Linked DNA regions of Homo sapiens: region 1 is linked to region 2. The links are chromatin loops, found by intact Hi-C in ENCODE. Cell type or tissue: IMR-90. All regions are shown on one strand. Each heading gives the region's core, and the rest is flanking DNA. Links, peaks and the distances in the headings are about the cores only.

Evidence for each region. Hi-C counts contacts between places; a loop is a spot of excess contacts. Peaks named below come from ENCODE experiments on the same cell type or tissue, not always from the same donor. Only the 100,000 strongest peaks of a DNase experiment are listed, where the experiment ranks them.
Region 1: it touches region 2 in a loop (4-fold over the local background); 1 of 110 quality-filtered maps calls a loop at or near these places.

What each region holds. Positions count from the first base shown.
Region 1 is chr2:15,165,733-15,173,214 of GRCh38, forward strand. NBAS (NBAS subunit of NRZ tethering complex) reads right to left here. Exons shown (of 52, transcript NM_015909.4): 52 at 1,184-1,591. The coding sequence ends at 1,316. Among named protein-coding and RNA genes, the nearest start is that of NBAS, 390 kb to the right of the region's middle. In IMR-90, for the core only: no CTCF peak of the experiment used is centred there; a DNase peak (open chromatin) is centred at 4,089; H3K4me3 peaks cover 645 bases; H3K27ac peaks cover 2,665 bases.
Region 2 is chr2:15,039,119-15,046,600 of GRCh38, forward strand. It overlaps a transcript of NBAS not described here. Among named protein-coding and RNA genes, the nearest start is that of LRATD1, 410 kb to the left of the region's middle. RefSeq lists enhancers at 3,556-4,056, 4,057-4,557 and silencers at 3,933-4,133, 4,607-4,901. In IMR-90, for the core only: no CTCF peak of the experiment used is centred there; DNase peaks (open chromatin) are centred at 2,583 and 3,893; H3K27ac peaks cover 2,302 bases.

The sequences.
Region 1 (7,482 bases), core at 2,331-6,330, 130 kb after region 2:
AGGGAGCCCCGTTACATTCAGCCTGCTGGCTTTGACAGAGCAATGCAGAAATTGATCCAAGGTAGCCTTTTCACATGACTTAACCTTGTGCAAATTACTCCCTATAACAATGATGTAATATCATCTCATCTACCTAGACTAAACCTTCCTATTAATACACAGCCACTCTCCCTCCAAATTATTTCTTGGGGCAGAGGTAAAAGACCAGCACGCCTTAGTGTAGATGGATGCCTCCAACGGCCCCCCGGTCACTCTGTAGGTGTGGATGCTCTCCCCCAGCTGTGCCTCGGCTGCTGCTGTGGCTTCGATAAGGTGTGAGTCTCAGGGGGGGCGAAGTCTAGAGCCTCCACCATCAAGCACATACCTCTGTGGTGGGGGCAGGTGCCAGCAAGCTATGCCCTGGGACCCTTATCCTCCATCACAGGGAACACCCCTTGTGTGGGAGGTTTTCCTAAGGGTGTTGCTATTCACGCCCTTGCTATGATTGGCTGTATGCACATCAGCGAACCCTAAGATGCCAATCCCACCTGTGATAAGTGTGCATGCTGGCTCTGTTCCCCCACCCACCTGCCTATGTACGTTTATGGACATGAAATGTGTCAACCTGAACATGTCGATGCTGATAAATTTTGAAGCCCTCTAATCAGACAGCAATCATGTATTGGTCCTGATCATCTGGCTATGCCCTGAAGGTCATAATTCATATACTGTGACACTAGTGAGTGGGACAGAGAGTTAATATTTCTTCAGCTCCGGCTGTGTATCTGATAGAGCCTCACACACACAACCCCACATAATACTTATCAACTTTACGAGACAAATAATACCACCCTTATTTTTCTACAAAATAGACATAGGTTCAAAGAGGTGGAAGAATTTGCCCGAGGTCATTTAACTAATCTGAAACTTGAGTCCAGGTCCACCCTCCCTCCACCCATGACACCTGCCTTGACCGCCAGGCATTCTGCACACTCCCTCCCTTCCTAATGCCACCCCATCCACCAGCACATCCAACTTGCTGAACTACAGTTGTGGACACATTATAAACTGAATTCTATCCAGAAAAGGCAGGTTGAAATAAAAAAGGAGGGTGGGAAGGAAGAGTCTCTTAATCAATAAGAAAATATGTTCACCACTCAGTACAAGAAAGAAAAAAAAGGTTAAAAAAGCGGCAGCTTGCTCATCGTTTCCATACAGTTTTATTTGCAATTTGTTGGAACCATGGAGAACAATCGGCAGATACACATGTTGCTTCTGGGAACAGCATTCAACTCCAGATGCTTTTTCTGCTAAGGAGCAGGGCCACAGGTGGCCCTCACACCCAGTGCTGTGCTGCGCGGAGGGCTGTACTGAAGGTTCTGAAGGCCTGGTGAGTCCCCCTCACGGCCAGAAGGAGAGACCCGGCTTCGGCTTCATGGCCGGCCTCCCGCAGGTGTCTGCCCAGCTCCTCTGCATCCCAGCGCCCTTGCTGGAGGCTAGCCAAGAGGTGGTCAACAATACGTGGATAGAAGGGAGTGGAGACACACTTCACCAGCAGCTTGGCATCCAGGAGCAGGGAAAGAAGTTCTTGGTCACAATTGGAATCATTCACCTTCAAGAAATAAGACAGGCACAGCGTGAGGGGGTGTTTGCTTTGTTCGCCTCCCCCTTGGATCCCTCGCTCTCCACTGGGCTGCCTTCATCATCATTCATGCCCTGGCCTGGGTTTAAAAGCGTGTGTGGGTCACGAGCACCTCTGAGGTAGGTCACAGATTGGGATGACAGACGGGGCTCCTCTTAACATAAGAAGACACAAGAACCCCACTGCAATCATCACTACAGCTTCCAGATACTGGGTGCCAGAAACTATTCAACACTGTACCAGCATCTCTTCACCAAGGCCTTCTGATTCAACCCCGTGACTGGCACTTTTACCTCCCAATTGACAGAAAAGGAAACTGAGGTGTAGCAACTTTGCTTAACATTGTAACCAGTTGTAGAGCCAGATTGTAAATTTGGGTCAATCTTGACATCAAAGTCTGTGCTCTTAACAACCACATTTACTGTTTCATTTGTACTTTCACTGTGATCCACATTCTTTAATGCTGTATCTTTCTTGAATATAAATACACATGAAAAAAATTTTTTTGGAACAAGAAAACCTTTTTTGTACTCCATTGAGAGAAGAGTATGTCCCTCAAGCCCACTGATACGAGTAAGATAACCAACAGTGGGGTTTTAAACTATTTTTGCTTCAGCCTCTAGGAAGCTCAGTACCAACCTTGCCTTTTAAAAAACGGTTTCATAGGTTCTTTCAGTTTGCGTATTCTCTTTCTCCCTGGTCTTGTCTTCTAAATATATGTATTATTTTCAATATTTTTTTAAAGAATCAAGTCCACACTGATCATATTATCAAAATTCGGAGCTTCTCACTTACATTGGGGTATCATAAAACAGATTCCTGACAGGCTTTTCTTAACGTTACTGTGCCTTTTTAATAATTTGGATTGTAGGACTCTCAGAAATAATGTCAAAGCCAATTAACTAACGTTTAGACCAACTATATTATGCAACTGTACACAATGTGCTCTTCCTGCATGTTCTGTGACAAGGAAGAAAGGCTATTGAAGATGCGAAGGTCAACTGTGTCTACTTGTCTACTGACTGTGAGAATTAAAGCAAGAGAAGTACTGAGAATAAAATCCTGCCCACTATCGGATAGCGTGAATCTTTCCTACTACCCACAGGGGTCATTCAAAACCCAATGTAAACATCACCTCCAATGCCATCTTCTTGCTGACATTTTCTTTAACTCTCTTGGCCAATACTTGGGAGTATGACCAAGGATTCCTCCTTCCTCCATACTCCCAAGATGCCTGAGATCTGCCTCTTCATGCTGTATGATAAGTAATTTTATTTTATTTATTTCTTTTTTGAGATGGAGTTTTACTCTTGTTGCCCAGGCTAGAGTGCAGTGGTGCAATCTCGGCTCACTGCAACCTCCTCCTCTTGGGTTCAAGCGGTTCTCCTGCCTCATCCTCCCAAGTAACTGGGATTACAGGTGCATGGCACCACGCCTGGCTAATTTTTTGTATTTATTAGAGATGGTGTTTCACCATGTTGGTCAGGCTGGTCTCGAACTCCTGACCTCAGGTGATCCACTCACTTTGGCCTCCCAAAGGGCTGGGATTACAGGCGTGGCCACCGTGCCCGGCCTGTATGATAGTAATTTGTATGTCTGTCTCCCTTACCGACTGGGAAATTCTTGAAGGCACAGAAGTTTTATCACTTTTACATTTCAGCTCCCCATTTCATTAACATTTGTTAAATGGCTGAGTGAACCTACATTATGAAACTTTGTCACATTTTTGTAAACTGCACAAGTACACGATAAAGACCCTACCTCTCAGAGAGACTGAATAGAACTAGACTCCAGAACAGAAGACCCTCTCTGCAAACCCTCAGTGTCTTTTCTCCGGCCTCCCAATTCATGAACACTTGTACAGCCCACCTTTGACCCCACCTTTGACCCAAAACACTTAGGTTGAACTCCAGGAATTTACCTTTGTTTTTGTTTTTAGGAGCTAGATGACAGAAAAAGCCACCGGTTCAATGGACTTGCTTTTGTGCTGGAAGGGGCACGGAGCTTTGACTTCTCCTCGCTGGGGCTGCCTGTGAGTTCTGAATGCCTTCTTTCCATCCCACTTCTCTCCCTGTCTCTTCATGCCTAGCAAACAAGAGTCTCAACCCCACAGAGCTCCTGCCCTCAGCAGCACGGTGTCTACGTGCCAGAACCCTGAGAGGCCCTTGAAGTCTTCAGACATCCCTTCAAGACAGTTCTCACCTCCTCTGACAGAGGCAGGTTCAGTGAGGTCAAGTGTGATACAGTTGCTCCATGGTGGAGTGGCCTAGAAGCCCGTGTCTCGGCCTAGTTTACTTGTTTATTGTTTGTTTCCCTCCAGAACACAAGTTCCTATGGAGCAGAGATCTTGTCTCTTCTGTTCACCCCTGTATCCCCATGTCCAGAATGGGTGGTCACATGCTAGGAGCTGAGCAAGATTTGTGGAATGAATACCCAAGTGAATGAATCACTCCAAAGCTCACATTCTTTCAGTCTGTGTGGCTGCCTCCAGCCACGTGCATGCACATGCTAATGCGTGCACACACACAGGGCATCTGAGTTACTGTATGTGTTATCTTGGTTCATCCTTCAAAACAAAGAATCCCCCTGCCTAACCCTGCAGGACAGAACAGTGTGTGCCAGGATGCTACAGGCACATGTTTGATAAGATGCACAGATAAAAGGCTCAGAATCTGAACACTGCAGGGCAATACTTTCTTTGTTGCCCTGAATACGTCTTCTAGGCTGGGACACCTTTATTATTCTTTCAGTTTACTCACTAACCCTCCCCTCTGGGAGCCCGACAGTCTCCTAGAGAGGTAGTGATGGATTCTTCCAGCCTGAGGAAGAGACAGGGGTTCTGTTAACGCCTGCGGCCGCTGCTGCTCTCATTCCCTTCATAGTTTGTGTTTCTATCCAGTGCAACCAAATCCTTCCCGTGTTTCTGGCTGGATATACCCAGCTTTTCAGAAGCTGCTCTCATTCTGGCAGGGAGGGCAAGGGGTGGGGAAGGGCAGGGTAGGCTGTCTTTTCTCCAAAAGCCTGCTGCTTGCCTTCTTGGCTGAGAATGCCTAAGGCTAAAGACACGGAAATGAAATGCATGCTTCCTTCCCCTTGGCCCCGGCCCACTCAGAGGTTCCCTAAAGAACGATAAAGGTCTGCGTTTGCTGACCTGCATTGAGCTTGGGCAGTGAGCAGGGAAAGGTTGGGAGGAATTTTGGGTTTGGCTTCAGATAAAATCAAGTGCTGGAAACGCAGGGTGGGTGACTTTATCTTATTTCCTTTCTCTGACATTCTACCTGGGCCTGGCTCTTTGCAAGAAATACAGAATGGCCAGAGTATACTTTAAGATTGTCAGCTGCACGGAAAATACTGCATAGATAATTTTTCTGTGTGTATTTGGGAACAAAATAGAAAATGAAAGAAGAAAGAAAGAGATGGCCTTTGTAATGACCCATTCCAACAAGTACATTTTAAAGAGTCGTCTGAGGTTCAGAGAAGGAACAGGTCATAGACAGCCAAGATGTTCCTTTCTACATATCAGGGCACCAAGGCCAGACAGAATCCTTCCCATCAGCACAGCCGAGTGCTGGGTGTCCTGTCCCAAAGCACTCTCCAACACTGTGACATCAGCACACTGCTGAGTTGCTGGATTAATTTGTTAAGCCTCAAGTTGTCTTTGTTTTTTCTTGTTTTTGACTAAAATTTGTACTAAACATACTAAAACTTTAGTACTATCTGCCACAGAAGCTTGGTACTCTCTGACCATGCATTATTCATTCTAACCTACTTTTTCTTTTTAAGATAAAAATAAAAAAGTGGAAATAGTTGGAAAAAAACATGCCACCTTCTTGCTGACATTTTGTTTAACTCTCTTGGCCAAGCTGATTCCTCCTTCCTCCATACTCCCAAGGCACCTGAGGTCTGGCTCTTCAGGCTGTGTGACGGTAATTTGTATGTCATCCATGTTTGGGTCACCACAAGAGAATTATTTCACCCTCCTTTCCTCTCCAGTAACTGTCCATGTGCATAGATTTTTTTCCCACAATTAATCGTATGATATTTGTATTCTATTTTTCTCATTATATGCTAAGAATTTTTAAATTGTTTTTTACATAGTTTTCAGTCTTAAAAATTTTAATGGCTGCAAAATAGTTGTTATAAGTTATTTGACTTCTATAAATATTTCAGCCATTTTAAGTTGTCTGATATTACTGAAACACTACCATGAATGTTTTTTTGCACATACTTTCTTCTTCATCGAAATTATCGGCATAGGACAAGTTACCAGGGGAGGTATCACTGCAGTGTTACGGGCTGAACTGTGTCCCGCACAAATTCGTATGTCGAAGCCCTTACCCTCAGTACCTCACAATGTGACTTTATTTACAGACAGGGACTTTAAAGAGGCAATGAAGGTAAAATGAGGTCATCAGGATGGACTCCGATATAACCGGTGTCCTTACAAGAAGAGAAGACAGGACACGCACACAAAGCAAGGGTCAGCCATGTGAGGACAGTGAGAAGGCGGCCGTCGACACGCCAAGGAGAGAGGCCTGGGAAGAAACCAACCTTACACCTTGACATCAGACTTCTGGTCTCCAAAACTGTAGGAAAATAAATTTCTCTTGTTTAAGTCACTTAGTCTGTGGTACTTTGTTAGGGTAATATGAGCAAATTAATACATCAGGCAAAGTATCTGAAACATTTTTTTGGTTCTAAATATGAATGTAAGCACAACCACATAATGATGTCAACTGTGCCAGCTTACAGCGGTGACATCAGCATGGGAATGCATCAGTGTCACATCACGAACTTCTCAGCTTTAGGTGTTAATATTTTGATAGGAAAAAATCACTTGCTAATTTAGGAGATATGTAATGGTACCTCAAGGTTGCTTTCATTTGAATTTATTTGCAAGAATGAATTTTTCCATAAATTTCCTATCATTTTTATTTTTTGTTGTGGGAAGAATCAATCATTCACTCATTTAGGAGAGTTATAACAGCTTCCCACTCTTTCACATGTGAAGGATTCTCTGTATAACTGAAATCTTAACCCTGATTTTTGTTATCATGAACATTCTAACCTATTGTTTACAGTTCTGTTTCGGTTGTTTTTTGTTGTATAGAAGTTTTACACTTTCATATTGTCAGGAAAGGATCTACTCCTTTATGACTTGTTTTATTGCTTTAAAACTCAGAACTTACAATTCCTCAAAGGAACTGATATGTTATTTTTATATTTTCTGACTTTTAACAACATTTGACTTTTAAATTGATCAGAAATTGACTTTGGTATATGGTCTGTGGAAAATCACACAGCCCTGCCAGTGGGTTGACTGGTGCTTAAGGGGCATGAGAAAGAAAATATATTCTGTCATTTTTGGATGCGGTTTGGATGTGAGAAATAAATATGAGACAAGTCCAGAGAATTAGTTGACTTAATTCCCCTGATCAAATAACTTTGAATTACAGTGAGAGATAGTCTGGTGCTATGAAAAGAAGACAGGCTTTTGGGTTAGAGACAAATTTCCAATCCTGGTTCTGTCACTAAACAACTGTGTGACCTTGTTCAGGACGATCTCTCTGAGCTCCAGTTTCCACATCAGAAATACACACTGTCTGTAAGGGTTGGGAATAATACAAGCTTTTAAGTGCCCAGCACAATGCCAAGTGCAGAGTCCAGGTTCAGTAAATAGCTGATGTTAATACAGGCAAACAAATCATGAGAAAAGGATTTTCTAGAAAGGGAAGGGCTTATATATATCAGAAGATGAGTAAAATGCTTGCTATCTCTGTCAGAGATTGTTTTTTGTGTGTCAGCAATTAATTTTTGAGAATAAATGATACTTTACAGATCTTGGGAAAGAAATCTATTAA
Region 2 (7,482 bases), core at 2,026-6,025:
TGGGCAAGTGGCTTATCTGCACTTGAAACTTAGTTTCCTAATCTGTAAAATGGAAACAATGACACCAATTTCCTGAGGCTGCACTGAGGATTAAACAAGATGTCATCAGTGAAAGCCAAGTACAAAGCTATTGGCGTTGCTGCGGTTGCACACTGAATGAATGAGTGGAAAATGGGGATGTCTGGAAGCCAGCCCCCAGCTTCCTGTGCTAACAACCTCTAAGGCGCCTTCAGCTCAGAAACACCCTATGATTCAAAATCCTCATAGAAAAAAGTCAGGGAAGGATTTAAAGAAATTGTTCCATATGATTTTTCACAGGCTCGTCAGTGACTCTGTGTGGGTCAAAGAAGATTAAGGGCCTCTGGAAATTCAAAGGCTGATTACATCAAATCCTATCCCAGGAGCCAAGAAGGGAGTGTGCACCACAGCTCAATATTCTATGCACAAGCCAGGAGCTTTTAGATAAGCATTTTGGGGGAGCTAACAGAAGGTGAGGGGTTTCCGTAAAGCCATGACTTTAAAACAAATCCTCCGAAGTACAGAGAGCTGAGCTCTGCTCACCACCTCCAAACCCAGCAGTTCCCTCCCTGAGGCTGTGGCCTGGCCCCAGTCTCAGCTCGGACACCCCAGCCACTGATGGAATCCAATTCCTTCCGGCAGCCTCTGAGGGCCAGAAGAACTCAGAAAGGACAGCCTGGGAGGCTGATCATCTCCTGACTTGTCTTCATTCCTGGTGCCTCCTCCAAGCTCTGCTAAAGGTGAGGGGGTGGGGATGTCTCTGCACTAAATGGGGGACAAATTAAGTGGCAGCTTAAGTCTTGTAATAGGTCAGGCAGGTGGTGATGTGAGTGATGCATCTTCAAGACGGTGATCCATCTTCCCCGTCTCCAGAGAGAATGACAGCTCAGCAGAGAGAGAGGAGCACTCTGCGAGGATGGAATCGAGAAGGCTGCCCCTGCAGCCCAACCCTGCTCAAGGCCTTCAGAAGGTCCCCTGGAGCTTGAAGTACCTGCAAAGAGCAGGATCCTAGGAGCCAAAGGAGGTCTCAAGAGCGTGGACTGTTTTTCTCCGCTGCAGAGTCATAGTCATTGTGTTCCTATTGTGTGTCAGACACACACTCATTTAACCTCGCCACAGTCCAGCAAGGTAAGGCTTATTACAGGTGGGAAAATTGAGGCTCCAAGAGGTTACAATGACTTTCCCAGGGTAACATAGAGCCTGAATTCACAAACAGGTAGGGATCTCTGATTACCGCAAGATTGTTGGTTTATTTGTTCTGATCAAAGAAGTCTTGGCTGAGTCTTAAGCACATGCGTATGGACCTGCCCAGGCACGACCACCTTGTGTTCTCTAAGACAGCAAACATTCAGGGCTCCGGAAGAAAAAAATCAAAGGAAAAGCTCCTCAGAAAATTGATCAAAAACAGCAAATAACAGCCAGGGGTGAACTTATGCTGTCTAGACTCAGCAAACAGATGTGGGGCTCAGCAGTTGGCCTGCACCAAGCTCGTGGCAATCTGCCAGTTCCAAACTGGCAAGCTAAGGGCTTTCTTGAAACCCACTGCTCATGTCAGACTCTGGGGTTTTTGTCTTTCTAAGCCCCACCCTTGCCCTTGGTCCAGGAGGTGGCCTTCACAGGGGCTGCTCTCCTTCAGACTTTGCTACCCATAAATCCCAGTGCTCGCACTTGTCCCTAAGTCATTCCGTGACAGTTAATCCAAAGGCCCCATCGTACATTGCCTAATCCCTGATGGTTGAGGTTATCTCTGCCTTCCTGTGCGGTAAAATCAGTTTACTTTTTTCCTCTTTCATCAGTTTGTTTGCATTGAGCTACTGCCTAATTAAACTTTCCTCTCCAGCTTCATCCCCTCAAATCTAACCTACACATCACTGGCAGATTAAATTCACCAAAGCTCAACTGTGATCACATCAGCCCCTACCCACAATCCTTCAATAGGAGCTCCCCTTTGCACAAGGTTACTCTCTATTCCAATATTCACATCACTCTTCATTCAAGCCAGACGGAGCTACCTTGTGTCCCCTGAGGAGAGAGCACATCTCACCACTATTGGGAGTTTTGGTCCACATTTATGGAGGCAGGGAGAGCTGAGTCCCATGGGGGAGGCTCAAGGACCACCTCAGGAATAGAAGAAGTGAGCCAGTATCCATGAGAACATCTGAGGTCTCTCTCCCAAGGGAGTCGGTAGCCACAGACCAGGGCCAACAACTGCAAATTCTGAGATTCAGGAGCATTTTGTTCACCCACATCTGTTCTCTACATTTGTGTCTTTTTCCAGAAAAACCATTACAAGAGAAACAGCTGCAGGGTGGGAGTGCCTGAAGGATGAAGTGGCAGGATCCCATTCTGTAGCATGTGGAGGAGTCCCCAAGGGGGAGAGTGGCAACTGAAAGGGAAACAAACCAGGCCAAATGCCTGGGGAGGGCCGGCAGGAAAAGTCAGCCAGGGACAGACAAATGGTCCTGTGGCTCAGATGTGGGGCAGGCTATCCAGTGCTGGGAATTATCTCAGGACAGCAGTAAGTACTCTTTGTACACCAGTTGAAAAAGCAAACAGATACTGAACAAGTGAAGAAATCTTCCGCCACTCTACCCGGCAGCTGTCCAGTGCTTGTTTCCATAGCATCTGGGCCTCTGCACCATCTGCACTGTGAGAAACGTTAGCCACCTTGCTTCCAAGGGCTCTGCCGGCTTTGGTGTTCTATTTTTTTCTTTTCTTTTTTTCCCTTTTCTCTACTACATGGAAATAAGGCCTGGGAGGATGGGGCCATTTTCAGGCTTGAGAGCACACGTTCCCAAGTAGGCTTTGGAGCAGACTTCGTCTTAGCGAGTCAAAGTGAAGTGAGAAATGAAGGTGATACGTGTTTGTGCTTCACATGTTCCTCTATTTGCTTTCAACATGGACAATATTTAATAGCACATGCAGCTTCTAAATCCTCCTGATATTTCTGGAACTGAGGATTGCTGGAGGCCTCATGTAAAAACGGAGTCCAAATTGGTTTCTTTTGTAAGAAAGGCAATGGCAAGGAAGGAGGCAAACCTAGGTGGCCAGTGGCCTTTCCCCTCCGTTCTTCTCTGCCTGTAAGTGCGTAATTGCCATCCTCAGAGCAAGAAATGCAAAGAGATGTCAAGGGTAGTTTGAACCCCAAAAGTGACAACGTCATGTGCTGGCTTGGAGCTAAGCATTGGGCAGTAATGACCATAATTTAGTCTGGTTTCTACTTATTATTACAGAGGCTGTTAACTGTAACAGAAGAATGAAAATTGCTGGGAGAAGGAAGTAGAGAAACAAAATCGATCCAGGAAATTGGAAAATAAGTGAAATGAACAACAATCAGGCTAAAATAACTACCAGGAAAGGAGAGAGAAGAAAGGGCACACCAAGGGCTTAGGTAGAAATTCACAGGAAGCCCATTGGCGAGGTCTTCTTTGCATCTCTTCTGAGGGATGACCCAGACTGAAACTAGCATATTCCCTGTGTGTTCTCAATGAGAGATGAGGATGGCAGGGCTGTGAAGACACTCTGCCCCCTTTCTTAGAGGAGAAATCATTCACTGCCAGGTCCAAGGGAAGATAGACACCCAAAAGAGCCCTGGCTGCCTGCCTAACAGGACTCAAATCCATAAATGGAGAGATTCTGGAATCTTCACACACCAATTAATAACTAAATTTGGCAAAACCACAGCCCATGACTTAAACCAGAAAGCAGCAGTCTTTTGCAGTAAAAGGCCAGCTAGTATATATTTCAGACTTCGGTCTGATGCAATGACTTTGCATGGTTCCTGATGCAACGACTTGACTCTGCCTTGTAGTAAGAAGGCAGCCATACACAACAACATTAACAAGCGGCTGTGGCTGCCAGCCAGTAAAACTTGCTTTACAAAAACAGGCAGTAGGTCACATTTGGTTCATGAGCCATAGTTCTCCAACCCCCGATTTACATAATAATAACAAATCCTACTTAACGGCACTTTACCATTTACACAGCACCCTTCCTCGCTTAGTCACTGGGTCATCTCTGTAATCTGTGAGGAGGCAGAGTAGGAGTCACTAGACTCATCTGACAGATGAGGAATTGGAGGTTACACAAGGTCACACAGCCTGTGGGCACCAAAAACCGGGACATTGCCTCCCTGTGCGTCTTGGACCCCTGCACGTTTAGCTTGGCTCCTAGTCCTGCTGCCTCCACCTTCCAAGGATCTCAGGCTGAGCTGTGCCACTTCCATTATCCCTGTCTCTGTCCTAGCCCATCTTGTCTTTCATAGGAAATTTCTAACAGTCAGGTTTGAGCATGTCACATTTCTGCTAAAAGCCCATCCATATCCATCCATGACCTGCAAGCTAAGGTCCAACCATCTTGGCCAGGACACAGGACTGTCCTGGCTCTGGCATCTGCCTGACTCTTCGCCCCTTGCTGTGATTTCCTAAACCTCAGTAATTTTAAACAGCATCACATGCCTCCAAGTGCTATGGTAAGCCTGAGCCTTTGCCTTCACTTGCTGTGCCAGAAAGTCTAATCCTGCCCTCTCCCCCTTAATCACACCAGGATTTCTTTGCTAAGGAGGCCTTGAAGGTTTAAGGGATTAAAATGTTCCCAGCAATTAGAAAACCTGGGTTCTAAGTCTAGCTCTGCCAGGAACCAGTGGGCCTCTACCAGTGAGCCCACCCTCAGCACTCAACTCAGCATCTCACCTTGGAGGGTGCCTTCTGACTCATCCCCACACTAGCCTGCCAGGGCTCCCGGGGATTGTAAAAAGCCCTGCTCTGTCTGTTGCCTGAAAACTTGATGCATTCGGGCAGAGATCCTCTTAGTAACCTTTCTATTCCCAAGCACATGGGCCAGTACCTGGTACAGAGCAGACGAATAATGAATGCTGATTGACTGGATGGATAAATGAATGAATCAATGAATGAAGTTCATAGAAGAGAAAACAAATTTTCACATGGACTTTTACTAATAAAGGGTTAGGCTGAACAGAGAGAAAACTTAAAAACTTTTTTTTTTTTGCTTAAATATACAATTTAGACAATTCCCCAGTTGTGCTTCCAATTACTTAGATTCTAAATGACAGAATTTGCATTCTGTAAGACTACCTGCTAATATGCTGATGCTGCCTGATTTGCAGGTAAGTAGCAGGGAAAGGTCTTTGCATGGCTGAGTTCTCTCACATTGATAAAGAATCAGCGACAGCTGACTTGACAATGAACTCCCAGCTCAGAAACCCCCCGGTCCAATTATTTCAGCTATACTCAAGCCTATTGACATTACACACACAGAAGAATGAACAGCAAAACCTATTAATGAGGTTTTTCATAAGATAGAAAAATAAACACAATCTGCAGGAAAGCATACTGACAAGGGGCTCAGCAGAGTATAGAATTAAGATTTCACAAAACAACTAGAATGTCAGGGTTCTTTCCTAGAGTGGCCATGGAACATGAGGAGACTCTATGAGTTGAAACTCCAAAGTCTTTGACCTGACTCAGATCTCTGCAAGTCACTTAGATAAGACTCTGTTTTCTCCTCTGCATAATGGGGGTTATAATCTATGCTCTGCTCACCTCACAGAATGGTTGTGAGGGTTAAAAGAGATGATAGTTGTGGCCTTATTTTCTAAATTGTAAACAACTATAAAGAGGTGAGGAGTTACCCTAGCTTTCATGCCTCTGATCAATCTGGCCATTATTTTTCACTGAAAGGCATCAGGATGATTCCCATATAAAGACAGTGCTTTGAACATTTAGCCTTCTGTTTGAAATAAAACATAAATACATTTGCTAGTACCAAAACATAATTGGGGTAAGGCTAGCACACAACAACGAAATGTCATATGCTAATAGAAACTCCCTAAGGGATGGTGTATCAAAATCAGATTTCAAAGGCAAGAGCCCATTCTGACCAATTAGCAAAGACTGATCAATTTCTAAATATGATTTCCTCCCAAAATAAATATCAAAATCTCTGTCATGTATTTCCCAACATTTCTGAAGCCTGCAAATCAGACAAATCAATCCAGGGAGCTATTGTTGACCACCAACGCCATGTGAGGCACTGTGCTGGGATCTAAAAATACAATGCGACATGATCCTGAGCTCACAGTCCAACAGGGCGACAGTGAAGAGAATAAGTATTCCAGAACAGTGGGAGAGGAGCTGACGCTGAGATCTGAGCAAAATGCTGAGGAAGCACAGAGATAGAAGCCATTCTTTGCACATGTTTGGGCAGTAACTTTCCAAACCACCAGTAACATGGCTGCCCATGGTGCAGTTGGAGTGGCCTTGCAGTGTTTCATTTTGTTATCAGAGAGCATGCAGAAGTGCTTCCCATTTTGCCACCCAAAATGTCTTTCCCAACTTTTTTCATTTGATTGTTTTGTTTTGTTTTTTTAATTTAAAAAAATGTGGTGTATACATATACATATATATACATCCAGTCCCATTGTATATATACATCACATTTTTTAATCAATTCATATGTCAACAAACACTTAGGTTGTTTCCATGCCTTGGCTAATTGTGAATAATGCTGCAATGAACACAGAAGTGCAGATATCTCTATGAGGTGCTGATTTAATTTCCTTCAGGTATATACCTGGAAATTGGAGCTAAATCACAAAGTAGTTCTACGCCAAATTTTTTGAGGAACCTCCATATTGTTTTCCATATGGCTATACTAATTTGCATTCCCACTAACAGTCTACAAGAGTTTCTTTTTCTCTACCTCCTTGCCAACACTTACTGCTTTTCTTTTTGAAGACAAAGGTTTGTAGACAAAGCCTGTAAGAGAGTGTGTACCCCCTAATTTCAGCAGACCCAGGGCTTCCCTGTGTCCCATCAGTCCACATTCAGCTTTCACCAATTAGTGAGCTCTTCCAGCTGAACTATTGCTACTCATGTGTCTATCTCAGGTGAATGTATGTTCATATTTTCTCTCCCATAGGCACTGTCTCTCCTTAGACTCCTCACAAGTCATTACCTTCATGACCTCAGCTCTCCAATGGTTTCAAAAGCAGTCATGCATTTGAAATAAGCCCAGTTCTTTTTCATTGCAAAGGTGGCAGTAATACTCCTTTCATCTCTCTACATCCTGGGGTGGAAGCTGGATTCAGTATGTTTTCATAGCTAATTTTTATTTTAGTTCTTAAGGCTTAATTTGAATGAGATACAAATCTATTCTAACTGGAATGTCATATTCCAATTCATATAGTCTTAAAACATTTTTAAGAATATAAAAAATCTCTCAATATATATCAACCTCCAAGAAATGTTTTTAATCATTGTACACACATAATTATAGAATTTGGGAGGATTATCACTTAGACCCAACAAACACAAACTTTGAACACTACTCTTCAGGTTCCTGAAGCAATTATAATGAGAATAATTTTAAGAAGGACAGAAAACTCCCTTTCTGGAATAACAAGAAGTGGCTGGTGCTGTGAGGAAGTGGGGAAGTCACTCTATT